Linked DNA regions of Homo sapiens: region 2 is linked to region 1. The links are chromatin contacts, found by Hi-C or POLR2A ChIA-PET in ENCODE. All regions are on one chromosome and are shown on one strand. Each heading gives the region's core, a stretch centred on a gene start or an enhancer-like site at or near the end of the contact. The rest is flanking DNA. Distances are from core to core; before and after follow the strand shown. Region 1 overlaps PITPNC1 (phosphatidylinositol transfer protein cytoplasmic 1). Region 2 overlaps PITPNC1 (phosphatidylinositol transfer protein cytoplasmic 1).

Region 1 (6,668 bases), core at 3,104-5,603:
TTGATGGTGGAGAGTGGGAGGAAGGAGAGGATCAGAAAACGTATCTACTGGCTACTAGGCCTAGTAAGTGGGTGATGAAATAATCTGTACAACAAACCCCCATGACATGAGTTTACCTGTATAACAAACCTGCACATGTACCCCTGAACCTAAAATAAAAGTTTTTTTAAAAAAGATCTCCGTGGCTCAGAGGCCGGGCGCGGTGGCTCATGCCTGTAATCCCAACGCTTTGGGAGGCTGAGGCGGACGGATCATGAGGTAAGGAGATCTAGACCATCCTGGCTAACATGATGAAACCCCATCTCTACTAAAAAATACAAAAAAATTAGCCGGGCCTGGTGGCGAGCGCCTGTAGCCCCAGCTACTCGGGAGGCTGAGGCAGGAGAATGGCGTGAACCCGGGAGGCGGAGCTTGCAGTGAGCCGAGATAGCGCCACTGCACTCCAGCCTGGGCGACAGAGCCAGACTCCGTCTCAAAAAAAAAAAAAAAAAAAAAACAAAAAAAAAAACAACTCCATGGCTCAATATTGCCAAAGTTTACTTCTACTTGTTGTTGTTGCTGTTTTTTTTTGCCAGTTTGAGACGAGGTCTCCCCGTCACCCAGGCTGAAGTTCAGTGACACAGTCACAGCTCACTGCAGCCTTGACCCCCTGGGCTCAAATGATCCTCCTGCCTCAGCTTCCCTGAGTAGCTGGGACCACGGGCATGCAGCACCACGTCCGACTAATTTTTGTATTTTTTGTAGAGATGGTGTTTTGCCATGTTGCCCAGGCTGGTCTTGAACTCCTGGACTCAAGCAATCTGCTCACCTCAGCCTCCCAAATTCCTGGGGATTACAGGCGTGAGCCACTGCACCCAGCCTACTTCTTGCTTCTGCAAGTCAATGGCAGCACCCTGGTCCTTTTGGCACTCTGGGACCTGTACTATCAGAGCAGTCACCATCTCCGAATGTGCTGGCCACCACCAGCAAGCAAAACCACTGGGGATTTAGTTCATTGATAAATCTATAAAAGTTATATCTGAATATCTGTTGCCATTGAAAGAGGTTACAGGGCTGGGCACGGTGGCTCATGCCTGTAATCCCAGCACTTTGGGAGGCCGAGGCGGGTGGATCACGAGGACAGGAGTTCAAGACCAGCCTGGCCAAGATGGTGAAACCCTGTCTCTATTAAAAAAACAAAAATTAGCCAGACGTGGTAGCAGGTGCCTGGAATCACAGGTACTCGGGAGGCTGAGGCAGAGAATTGCTTGAACCCAGGAGGTAGAGGTTGCAGTGAGTCAAGATTGCGCCACTGCACTCCAGTCTGAGTAACAGAGCAAGACTACGTCTCAAAAAGAAAGAAAGAAAGAAAGAAAGAAAGAAAAAGAAAGAAAGAAAGAAAGAAAGAGGTTACACATATTGTTAGTGGAAAAAAGCAACCGATAAGAAACATGTACCATAAGATCTCATTTTAGTACCATATGTATCGTATAATAAGCTCCCACTGGAAGGTCAGCTCCGCAAGGACAGGGGATGGTTTGTCTGTTTTATTCATGCTCTATCCCTGGGGACTGGCACATGGCAGGCATTCAATACATACTCGTTGACTGCAGAAATAAAATGTTTGTATGGGAAGAAAGGTTTGTATATGAAATGTATATATGCAAATATATTCAACAGTGGTTAACTGTGGGTGTCAGGTTTGTGGTTATTTTCTGGTGGACCTGAATTTTTCTCATTCTGCAAGGAAGACAAATTGCTTTTGTATTGGGAAAAAGAAGGCTTATCAGTCATAATGATAGCTAGGTTGCTACCATCCCACCCATCTCACGTCTGGAGGGAAAACAGTCCTCTGAGGTACCATCACCACACTTTCCTCCCCTTTCCAGTATTTCCAAGGTCAAAGCCACCCTCCCCCATTTCCAGAAAGATCTTGGGGCATCAGGCAAATCCAAAGCAGCACATCTTCTTTAGACAGCTGGGGACCCTGGGTTTTAATCTAGTCTTATCCGCTGTACCAGCACTATTTCCACTCACTTATCAAAGCAGAATATTTAGAAATGCTGCATATCATTTGGTTGCATCCTAAGTTATGGAGCATAGAGCTTAAAAGCTGGAAAGGAGAATTAAAACTGGAGCTCCTAAAAGACTGCAAATTTATTTCTGAGTCTCGAGATGGAGGATACGACAGCTGTGCTATTCATCACTCCAGCGATGGGTTAAGAATATTTAAAATTCACAGTCAGTAGCCCAGCCTCTCCGATTCCCAGAAACTGGTGTGCTTTCACGCCTGCCCAGCCCTGTAATGGGCTCTTCTGAGACATGGAATATTCCTGATTGTGATCTAAGGAAGGAACTTGCTCCAAGAAAACCCTGCGTTCAACATTTGGACCTTATAAAATAGCCACATTAAAGAGTGGTTACTGAATCTACCATTGGATTCTCCATTTCACACAGAGATTCCAAATCGGATGGGGTGTTTAAAAAATTAATAGGAAAACTGGCAATAGCTACTGAAGCTGAACACACAGATAGCCTATGACCCAACAATTCAGCTCCTGAGAATGTAACTCACAAAAGCGCCCACGTATATTCATCAGAAAGGAACGAAACAGAATTTGTAACAGCACTCTTTGTCGTAGCCCCAAACTCAAATGCCCCCAACAGGAGAAGAGTAAATAAATCGTGGTATATTCACACCGTGGAACACTACAACTAAGCAGCAGTGAGAATCATCAAACACACAACAGGATAAACACATCTCACAAAGCGTGGAGGGGAAGAAATCTGACACAGAAGACGATGCACCGTAAGATTCCATTTATTATGTTCAAATGGCATAAAACCTATCCCCGGCGTTAGAAATCAGGACAGTAGCTGTCCTGGGGCGGTGTGAAAACAGAAACTAGGCTTGAGGGGGAGTTTCCAGGGTTTTGGAAACATTCTGCTTCTTCATCTAGGTGTGATGATTTTATTAGTTTCCTTATCAAATCACCACAAACTTGGTGGCTTCACACAACAGAGTTTACTGGCTCACAGTTCTGGATGCCAGAAAAAAGAAATCAAGGTGTCAGCAGGGCCAGGCTCCCTCCAAAGGCACGAGGGGACCACCCGTTTGTTGCCTCTTTTGGTTTCTGGTGGCTCAGCTGTTCCTTGCAGCTCCAGTGCTCTAATCCCTGCCTCCTGCTTCATATGTTTCCTTCCTGTGTGTCTGTGTCTTCTCCTCTTCTGTCTCTTGTAAGGACACTTGTCATTGGATTTAGGGTCCACTTAGGTAATCCAGAATGATCTCATCTCAAGATCCTTGATTGAATTATGTCTGCAAAGGTCTCCTTCCAAATAAGATCATATTCACAGGCTCTGGGGGATATTTAAGGGGCCACCCTTCAACTTGCTACAGTTACTTGGGTGTCAGATTTTACCCAGGGATGCATGCATGAACTTTTCTGACTGTATGTCTTATATCCATAAGGATTTTTTTTAAGGAGTTAGTTTACAACTTCTCAGAAATATACTTGTTATTCACCATAAGGCATCTTGCACATCTTTTTTTTTTTAAAAAAAAAAGAAAAAAAAAGGAAGACCGCTCGTGATTGCTGGCATTTCACTGGCACAATGCCAGCACAGTTTTTGGCTTCTCCCAACACCCCACCTCATTTCTGATCTTACTAAAATGTGCAGAAACCTCACAGCAACTTACACTTTTGGGGTTTTTGGTTTTTGGTTTTGTCGTTGTTTTGAGGCAGGGTCTCACTCTGTCACCCAGGCTGGAGGCAGTAGTGTGATCACAGCTCACCGCAGCCTTGAATTCCTGGGCTCAGGCCATCTTCCCACCTCAACCTCCCAAGTAGCTAGGACTACAGGCATGCCATGCCCAGGTAATTTTATCTTTTTGCAGAAACGGAGTCTTACTATGTTGCTGGAGCTGGTCTTAGACTCCTGGCCTCAAGTGACCCTCCCACCTGGGCGTATGTTTTTATTATCTGATTTCCCACCACTAACCAAAGTGGTGAGATCCTTTAACAAATTACAAGCCAGAGACCATCAGCGTGCGTGTGCTCTGTGCCACATCAGCTCAGAAAACCAGGCTATAATTTTAGACAGATGTTCATGAACTTGGGGATTCCTGGTGGGCAGACTTGATGCCTCCAACCCTGGACAGCAGGGAAGCAGCAGTGCCCTGCACCCAGATGACCCAGAAAGCATTTCTTAATGAACGGCCCGGCATTGTGACTCATGCTGGCTCCCACATCTGGCAGATCTGGGTTACATCACGCACGGTCCTCAGTGTCCTGCGGGTTCCTGGGAACGCGCTGCCCAGAGTCAAGTGCACCAGCTGCAGTGGCCGGCTGCGTTCACACGCCTCTCTGCGTCATCCTGATGGCCACACACTATGGGGCTGGCTCCGGCTCCGGGCTCCAGAGGCTGAGCCGACTGTGAGGAGGTCACCTCCCTCTCACTTTCCCATGGGCTTAAGAAGAAGTCACCATGGAAGTAAACCCTGGTGCCCAGGGCAGGACTGCATTCTTTGTTTCTCTACACTAATAGACCCTGGCATCACAATTCCACTGTATTAGCTGTGCTAATCTAGAGAGGAAAACAAAACAAAACAAAACCTCAGCCATTCACATTCCTTGAATAGAATCAGAGGAGGAGAGAAGTAAGTATAAAGTTTGAAAGAATCCCGAGAAGAAATGTTGATATAAACAGCTCTTGGCATCAGGTGGATGGTGTCAGGGAAGTTACTATTTTCGTGGGGACAGAGGCGCTGACGTTCAGCTCCATTGGACCCAGAGTCCTGTGCTATGTTCTCTCGTGACTGACAAAGCCCCCAACTCATTTCTCCCTGGGGACGACATTCCTGCTTTCTTATTCATTACGGATCCTTTGAGATTTTTATTTCGTATCCTTTTATTTACTGATCAGAGCTGCCCTGAAGGCTTCTTCTGGGACACCAGAAACTCCCAGCAGTCCCCTGCCTGCGGGGAGGCTCTTCATCCCAAAGCTCATTATTGTTAGAACAGGATGGGTTCACACCCGGGGGCTCTCTCTCCAAGCCTCCTCACTCCCCATCAATTCCACCTGTTCATTCAGAGTCGTGGTATGTCAGAGCTAGAGGGGACATTTTTAAAAAAATCATTAATTTCATTCTTTTATCTGGTTTGCCAATCTATGCCCTAATTTTAAAGCCAAGATTTAAAAAAAAACAAAACAAAAAACAAAAAACCAACAACAACAAACTGAGATCCTGCCAAGTTAAATAATTCATTATCCCTGGTTAGATAATAACACACACACACACACAAGTATGACCCAGGTCTCCTCATTCTTAGCTCCAAAGTTACATAATGCATCCTCATTCCTCATTCTTAGCTCCAAAGTTACATAATGCATCCTCGTTAATTAAAACACACACACACACACACACACACACACACACACACACACACACACACAGAAAAGCCTGTTTCCAAATCTTTAAACCTTGGGCTGAGATGTACAAATCTGAAGATATGCTCCAAAGAAATAACCTGGCTGGGTGTGGTGGCTCACGCCTGCAATCCCAGCATTTTGGGAGACCGAGGGGGATGGATCACTTGAGGTTCGAGACCAGCCTGGCCAACATGGTGAAACCCCGTCTCTACTAAAAATACAAAAATTAGCCGGGCGTGGTGGTGCACACCTGTAATACCAGCTACTCGGGAGGCTAAGGTGGGAGGATTGCTAGAACCTGGCAGGAAGAGGTTTCAGTGAGCCAAGATCCTATCACTGCACTCTAGCCTGGGACAGAGCGAGACTCCATCTCAAATTAAAAAAGAAAAAGAAAAAAGAAATAACCAAAAAGACAACAGACAGCATGAAAGGGATTGAGAAAAGGTTCGGGTTCAGTAATTCACTTGGGTGCTACAGAACCCTGGCTGCATATTAGACTCGCCTGGAAGCTTTCAAAAGTCCCCATGCTGAGGCCAGGACTCAAACCAATGAAATCAGAATCTCTAGAGGCGGGATCAGAGGCGGGGTCTGGACATCAATAAGCCACAAGGTGAATCCCGTGAGCAGCTAACATGAAACATCATTGATTTACCAGACTTGAGGCCACCATAACTGTATAGTGACCACAATCTTTGTCATCCAAGGAAGAAAAGGAGAAGGAAGGAGTCATTTATAGCCCATGATCTTTAGTTCATTCTGAGATCCTCTCTGTGCTTTTGGGGGTTCATCAGATGTAGGGTCAAACTGAGAAGGTCTACACTGGTGATCTCACCCTGGAACAGGGCCACTCTTCCATACCACATCTGTGAGGACAGAGGCCTATGGGCTGTACCTGGAGGCAAAAGGAGACGGAGCAAACAATCCAGCCCAGTAAGTACTCCTAGGGTGGCTCTCCCAAGTTCTCAAGATACTTTTCTTTTTTAAAAAAGGAGTCTGTTACCGTATGACCCATCAATTCCAATTCTGGGAAAGTACCCCAAAGAACAGAAAGCAGAGGCTCAAACAGGTATTTGTATAACTGTGTTCATGGCAGTACTATTCACAATAGTCAAAAGGTGGAAACAACCCATGTCCATCCACGGAGGGATGGATGGATGAACAAAACATGGTATATCCGTACAATGGAATATTATTCACTCCTGAAAAGGAAGGAAATTCTGATACACACTACCACACAGATGCACCTTGAGGATATT
Region 2 (6,861 bases), core at 3,802-6,301, 91 kb after region 1:
CACAAAATTAAATTTGATTTTTTTTTTTTTGAGACAGGGTCTTGCTCTATCACCCAGACTGGAGTACAGTGGCACAATCACAGCTCACTGCAGCCCTGAACTCCCAGGCTCAAATGATCCTCCCACCTCAGCCTCCCCAGTAGATGGGATTACAGTCATGAGCCACTGCGCCTGTCCCTAAATCTGAATTTTTTTTTTTTTAAACGGAGTCTTACTCTGTTGCCCAGGCTGGAATGCAGTGGCACGATCTTGGCTCACTACAACCTCCAACTCCTGGGTTCAAGTGATTCTCATGCCTCAGCCTCCCAAGTAGCTGGGATTACAGGTGTGCGCCATCATGCCTGGCTAATTTTTGTATTTTTAGTAGACACAGGGTTTCACCATGTTGGCCAGGCTAGCCTCGAACTCCTGACCTCAGGTGATCTGCCTGCCTCGGCCTCCCAAAGTGCTGGGATCATAGGCGTGAGTGACGGTGCCTGGCCCTAAATCTGAATTTAAATGACCATAAACTGGTAGTCATCCTCAACGAAGCAACCACCATGTGCAAAGCACTATAAAAGCTCCTATAGGGAGTTAAAAAAAGAGGCAATAACAAACATAATCCTACAAGCAACCCATAATCTACACCATGCCTGGCCACCAGCTCCAGAAAGCCATAAACCAGCTTCCCCATAGAATAATCTTAGCCAAGCTTTTGTCATTCCCAGCAGCAGCTACTAGTTTAAGCAACTCATTTCAAACAATTAAAATATTAAATATGTTTTACTTTGTGCTTCAAAAATATATTTTGAAAATATCTTTCATCTCCCTTTTATAAGTCTGCTTTTAAAGAACTCAGGATGGATGCAGGTTTAGAGCATGCTTGGTGAATTGTAAAGAACTTCTTTACAAGGCTCAGTTTTTCACTTGAAGTCATGTATTTTTAAAGCCCTGACTTAAATGATATCTTTAGATTATCACACATTCTCATCTAGGTTCTATTACATCTGAGTTTCTGAATATTCATATAATGACATCTTAAAGTGCCTGTTTGCAAGACACAGTCTAGATAGACATATTTTTCTAAAAAACAATCAAGGTTTCCCTCAAGATTTATAATAGCTTGAAGGTAATCTAAAATTGTATCTACGTTTCTGGCTTTACAAAAGAATGGCAAATGCAAATAATGTTAACTTGAACAGTCATTTTCCACTGAGAATGTTCATATTCTTAATTTACATTACAGTTTTGAAGATATATGCTCCAGAAATGTTACCATTCCAGTAAATAATTGAGGAACATATCCCCATTTTAGGATATTTAGTATATCGGTACAAATAACTTGACAATGAATTAACATCAACTTCTCTTTGGTTATGCAAAACAAAGGTGTTGTTGGAATGGAATTTGTAGCCAAAAAGCCCAGGGATTTTGTTTGTTTGTTTTGAGATGGAGCCTGGCTCAGTCGCCCAGGCTGGAGAGCAGCGGCGCAATCTCGGCTCACTGCAACCTCCACCTCCCAGGTTCAAGGGATTCTCCTGCCTCAGCCTCCCAAGTAGCTGGGATTACAGGCACCTGCCACCACACACGGCTAATTTTCGTATTTTTAGTGGAGACAGGGTTTCAGGATGTTGGCCAGCCTGGTCTCAAACTCCTGACCTCAGGTGATCCACCCACCTCAGCCTCCCAAAATGCTAGGATTACAGCCGTGAGACATAACGCCAGTCCAAGCCCAGGGTTTACACCCAGCTCTGCCATTAATGATGGGGGTAATTTTGTCAAATCCTCTAAGCCTCAATTTCCACGTCTGTTAAATGAAGATAATAGGATCCACCTTGGAGGATAACTGCAAAATTGAAATGAGATGATTAACACATTGGGCCTGGCCCACTAGAATGTTCCATAAATGTTGGCCCTCTGTGTTCTCCCTTCCCCTTAAAGCAAAGCCTTGGTAAATAAATGTCCACACGGACACATATATAATTATGATTAAATGTTTATACACTAAAAAAGTTGGCTTCACCATTTTCTAAATTTTCTCCTCTGCATACAAAATTATAATCTTAAACTGTTTCTCAAAATATCTAACGAGAACCTTATTTTAAAAATCAAAACAAATGAGGAAGTAGGGAATAGTTCATTTTTAGCCTTATGAATATAATTGAGGGTTTCATTTCTACACCCAAATACCTACTGGTTTCTGCAACAAAGGAAAGCAGTCATGACTTTTTTTTTTTTTTTTTTTTTTTGTAGAGATGAGGTCCACTGTGTTGCCCAGGCTAGTCTCCAACTCCTGGACTAAAGCAATCCTCCCGCCTTGGCCCCTTGGGATTACAGGCACAAGCACTTCACCTGGCCAGACCTATGTTTTATGATTTAGATGTTACTGAAAAGTCAGTGACTTAGAGAAAGACACAAAGGCATGCTTATCACATCTGCCACGAAGCTAAGAAGAACGGTTAATACAGATATAACAGAAGCAAGAATCAAAAACGTGGTCAGGCTAGGCGCGGTGGCTCACGCCTGTAATCCCAGCACTTTGGGAGGCCAAGGTGGGCAGATCACTTGAGGTCAGGCGTTCCGGACTAGTCTGGCCAACATGGTGAAACTCTGTCTCTACTAAAAACACAAAAATTAGCCGGGCATGGTGGTGGGCACCTGTAATCCCAGCTACTTGGGAGGCTGAGGCAGGAGAATCACTTGATCCAGGGAGGGGAAGATTGCAGTGAACAGCGATTGCGCCACTGCACTCCAGCCTGGGCGACAAAGCGAGACTCCAACTCAAAAAACAAACAAACAAACAATAAAAACATGTGGTCAAACTTGAAACTAGTGGATGCCATTCATTGCATTTGTTTCAAAGTCCTATGGTTACGGCTGCTGTGGTATGGCTGCTTGTTTTCGGCAGAACACATACCCACAGGTTAGAGAGACAGCTTTGTCAGGAAATGGCGGAGGGGCGGGGGATGGGGGGTGGAGAAGACCAAGTGTAACTGACCACCTTGTCAGAAGCAGCCAGCAGTTTGATGCGGCTTCTGAAAATGACAGTGCTAGTGTTAAAGCTGAAGTTCCAGTGGTTTCAGCACTGGTCCTCCAATATCTAAGATCAGTAAATAACGGCCCATGGGCCAAATGCAGCCCATAGCCTGTTTTTGTACGCCTCTCCAACTACAAATGGGTTTTGCATTTTTAAATGGTTGGAAAAGAAAAAGCAAAAGGCACATAATATTTCGTGGCATGTGAAAATTTTATGAAATTCAAATTTCAGTGTCCACAAATAAAATGTTACTGGAACACAGCCACGCCTATTCATTTACATGTTGCCCTATGCCTGCTTTCATGTTACGAGGTCAGAGTTGAGTAGTTGCAACAGAGACCTTACGGCTTGCAAGTCTAAAATATTGCTATCTGGCGGTTTGCAGAAAAAGTTAGTTGACCTCTGCTGTAACGCATTGCGTTCAATATTTTCTAAAGGGCAATAAGAAAGAGGAACCACAGGAATGGTGAGGGAGACAAAAGCATTTCATAAATTCAATCTGAAGGAATTGAGAGTAGCAAGCCAGTGGAAGAGAAGATCAAAGGAGAACAATCTAGATTTCTTTTCTTTTCTTTTTTTTTTTTCTTTGAGGTAGAGTCTCACTCTGTCTTCTAGGCTTGAGTGCAGTGGCGCAATCCCGGCTAACTGCAACCTCCGCCTCCTGGGTTCAAACAATTCTCTGCCTCAGCCTCCTGAGTATCTGGGATTACAGGCGCCCACCACCAGGCCCGGCTAATTTTTGTATTTTTAGTGGAGATGGGGTTTCACCATCTTGGCCAGGCTGGTCTTGAACTCCTGACCTCATGATCCACCTGCCTCGGCCTCCCAAAATGCTGGGATTACAGGCATGAGCCACCGCACCCAGCCAACATTATAGATTTCTTTAAATGTTTAAAGAGTCAGCATGTGGAAAGGGCTTGTGTTTGTCACTATAGTGGTAGAAACGATCCTGAAAGCTCTAAGGAGTCAGATACCAACTAAACATGAGAAAGCATCTTCCAACAAATCAAAGTGGAAAATCATAGAGGTTGTATTACCAAAAAGAGCCCACACCCAAGCGATGGCTGGTATTAAGCCCAAAGGCAAGATGATTGCCATCCAAGATTATCATAGAAAGGACTCTTAAGTGGGTAGGAAGTTTAACTGGTTTAATACTCAGGTTCTTTCCGTGATTTTATCTCAAAAGAAAGAAAACTGGCCAGGCGCGGTGGCTCACGCCTGTAATCCCAGCATTTTGGGAGACCAGGGCGGGCGGATCACTTGAGGTCAGGAGTTTGAGACCAGCCTGGCCAATATGGTGAAACCCCGTCTCTACTAAAAATACAAAAATTAGCTGGGTGTGGTGGTGCATGCTTGTAATCCCAGCTACTCGGGAGGCTGAGGCAGGAGAATTGCCTGAACCCGGGAGGTGGAGGTTGCAGTGATGCAGTGAGCCGAGTTGGCACCACCGCACCCCAGCCTGGGTGACATGACAGAGTGAGACACCATCTCCAAAAAAAAACAGAAAGAAAGAAAACAATCATAATTGGCAGGTGAAAGCGTAACGAACAATTTCTGCTACCACATTCACGAAGGATTAGACCCTACAGGGAAATCTACTTTTATTATATATTTATATATGTATTTTATTATATATAGTTATATGTAATAAATATATATCGATTAAAATGGGCATGTTAAAAAGAGGCCTTTCATTTAAATAGAGTACATCAGCTATAAGAAGAATCACATTAGGAAAAGAAGGGTTATTTTTAGAAAGAGGGCTCTGGTTACAAAAAATAAGGAAAGGACATCCACTGCTAAATAAAATGAGCTGAAATCTTTCCTTGTGTTACTACAGGAAATCAGCACGGCACTACTTGAAAGAGGAAAAAAGTCTATATATAAAACGGAAAGGGGGAGGAATGCGTTTTAAAAAAATGCTAAACTATAAACTACAGTTAAGGGCACAGTCATGTGACTTATTTGCACCAGACTTCTTCGCAAAATAGTTTTGCAAATGACTTCCCAAAGCACAGCCACCTGTTAGGCTGTTATTTTGGCCTATTTCCAATGGCAATCTTGTCACCCGAGCAAGAGACACACCACCATAGCAACATAAACATCAGGGTGCTGGAATGAAATTTAAAGTAGCAATTTATAGCCCCTGCAGGGCTGGAAATAAACTAATCCTTAAGCCTTTATGACTATGACACAACATTCCCACTGGGCAAAGTTAGATCCCACGGACATCTCAGGATTTCCCATAGGCCATTTGGAAAGCAGAGACTCCAAAATACCTATGGCACTAGAGGGTCCCCCTAAAATAAAGGCATTTTAAAGTGTGAAACAGTACCTAGCCCATCATGATCACCAGGTGTTTTCACACTCCCCACAAATGGACAATGACCATGACCCCTTGTATTTGCAGAGTAGGCTCCGTATTGCATGAGATCAGCCCCTAATACAGGCCAAAAGAGGGCATTTGACAGTTGAGAAAATTGACAGGTGAGGCCCAGGAAAATGAGTCTTTCTCAATCAAATCATTGATATCACACAGCAAGGACTGACTAGGTCTTCCGTGTCCACACTCTTCCACAGTATTGCACCAACCCCAACTCCGGGCAACTTACAGGTACTTTGGCTCAGGGAGATAAAATGCAAAGGTGTTTCATCAAATGAAAAGGTAGAGTAAAATGAAAGAAAAATCAAGTTTGAAAGTGACTATGCCTGTTTTCAGGGGTAAGTTTTTGCACTGTTGGAATTTGCCATTTGATATTGGAATACATTCTTAAATAAATGTGGTTATGTTATACATCATTTTAATGCACATTCTTTCACTTTTTTTGCTAATGACTTATTACTTGCTGTTTATTTTATTTTAGACTATGGAAATGATGTTAGACAAAAAGCAAATTCAAGCGATTTTCTTATTCGAGTTCAAAATGTGTGGTAAAGCAGCGGAGACAACTCTCAACATCAACAACGCATTTGCCCCCAGGAATGGCTAAAGAATGCACAGTGCAGTAGTGGTTCAAGAAGTTTTTCAAAGGAGACGAGAGCCTTGAAGATGAAGCTAGTGCCCAGCCATTGAAAGTTGACAACGACCAACTGAGAACAACCATCAAAGTTTACCCTCTGACAGGCACAGTGGCTCACGCCTGTAATCCCAGCACTTTGGGAGGCCGAGGTGAGCAGATCACAAGGTCAGGAGTTCGAGACCAGCCTGGCTAACACAGTGAAACCCCGTCTCTACTAAAAATACAAAAATTAGCCGGGCGTGGTGGCATGTGCCTGTAATCCCAGCTACTCGGGAGGCTGAGGCAGGAGAATCGCTTGAACCCAGGAGGCGGAAGTTGCAGTGAGCCGAGATCGCACCACTGCACTCCAGCCTGGGAAACAGAGCGCGACTGCGTCTCAAAAAAAAAAAAAAAAAAAAAAAAGCTGATCCTCTTACAACTACACGAGAAGTTGCCGAAGAACTCTGCGTCAACCACTCTATGGTTACTCGGCCTTTGAAGCAAATTGGAAAGGTGAGAAAGCTTCATAAGTGCATGCCTCATGAGCTGAGCGAAAATCAAAAACATTGTCGTTTTGAAGTGTTGTCTTCCCTTACTCTATGCCACAACAATGAACCATTTCTCGATCGGATTGTGACGTGCAATGAAAAATAGATTTTATACGACAACTGGTGATGATCAGCTCAGTGGTTGGATTGAGAAGAAAATCCAAAGCACTTCCCAAAAGCCAAACTTGCACCAAAAAAAGATCCCGGTCACTGGTGGTCGCTGCTGCTGGTCTGATCCATTACGGCTTTCTGAATCCTGGGGAAACCATTACAGCTGAGAAGTATGCTCAGCAAATCG

Evidence for each region. A loop is a pair of places that touch in the nucleus more often than their neighbours do. ChIA-PET counts read pairs that join two places held with the same protein, here RNA polymerase II (POLR2A). Pooled maps may share reads with other maps.
Region 2: a loop to region 1 is called in a map of endothelial cell of hepatic sinusoid, with 5 times the contacts of the local background. The contact joins two enhancer-like sites. A Hi-C loop is called at or near these places in 5 of 168 maps with a recorded cell type or tissue (astrocyte of the cerebellum, endothelial cell of hepatic sinusoid, gastrocnemius medialis and 2 more) and 5 of 50 pooled maps. POLR2A ChIA-PET finds 5 or more read pairs at or near these places in 11 of 52 experiments (CD8-positive, alpha-beta T cell, H1, MCF 10A and 8 more).

The regions. Positions count from the first base shown.
Region 1 is chr17:67,488,881-67,495,548 of GRCh38, reverse strand. The region is part of intron 1 of PITPNC1 (phosphatidylinositol transfer protein cytoplasmic 1); the gene reads right to left. Among named protein-coding and RNA genes, the nearest start is that of MIR548D2, 21 kb to the right of the region's middle. RefSeq lists an enhancer at 6,037-6,276. Within about 2 kb of position 4,353, at least 15 of the 41 ENCODE cell types and tissues checked have a DNase peak (open chromatin) inside an H3K27ac peak, as active enhancers do; they include CD8-positive, alpha-beta T cell, where a contact is called at or near this core.
Region 2 is chr17:67,398,586-67,405,446 of GRCh38, reverse strand. The region is part of intron 1 of PITPNC1 (phosphatidylinositol transfer protein cytoplasmic 1); the gene reads right to left. Among named protein-coding and RNA genes, the nearest start is that of PITPNC1, 25 kb to the right of the region's middle. RefSeq lists a silencer at 3,000-3,294. Within about 2 kb of position 5,051, at least 5 of the 41 ENCODE cell types and tissues checked have a DNase peak (open chromatin) inside an H3K27ac peak, as active enhancers do; they include CD8-positive, alpha-beta T cell, where a contact is called at or near this core.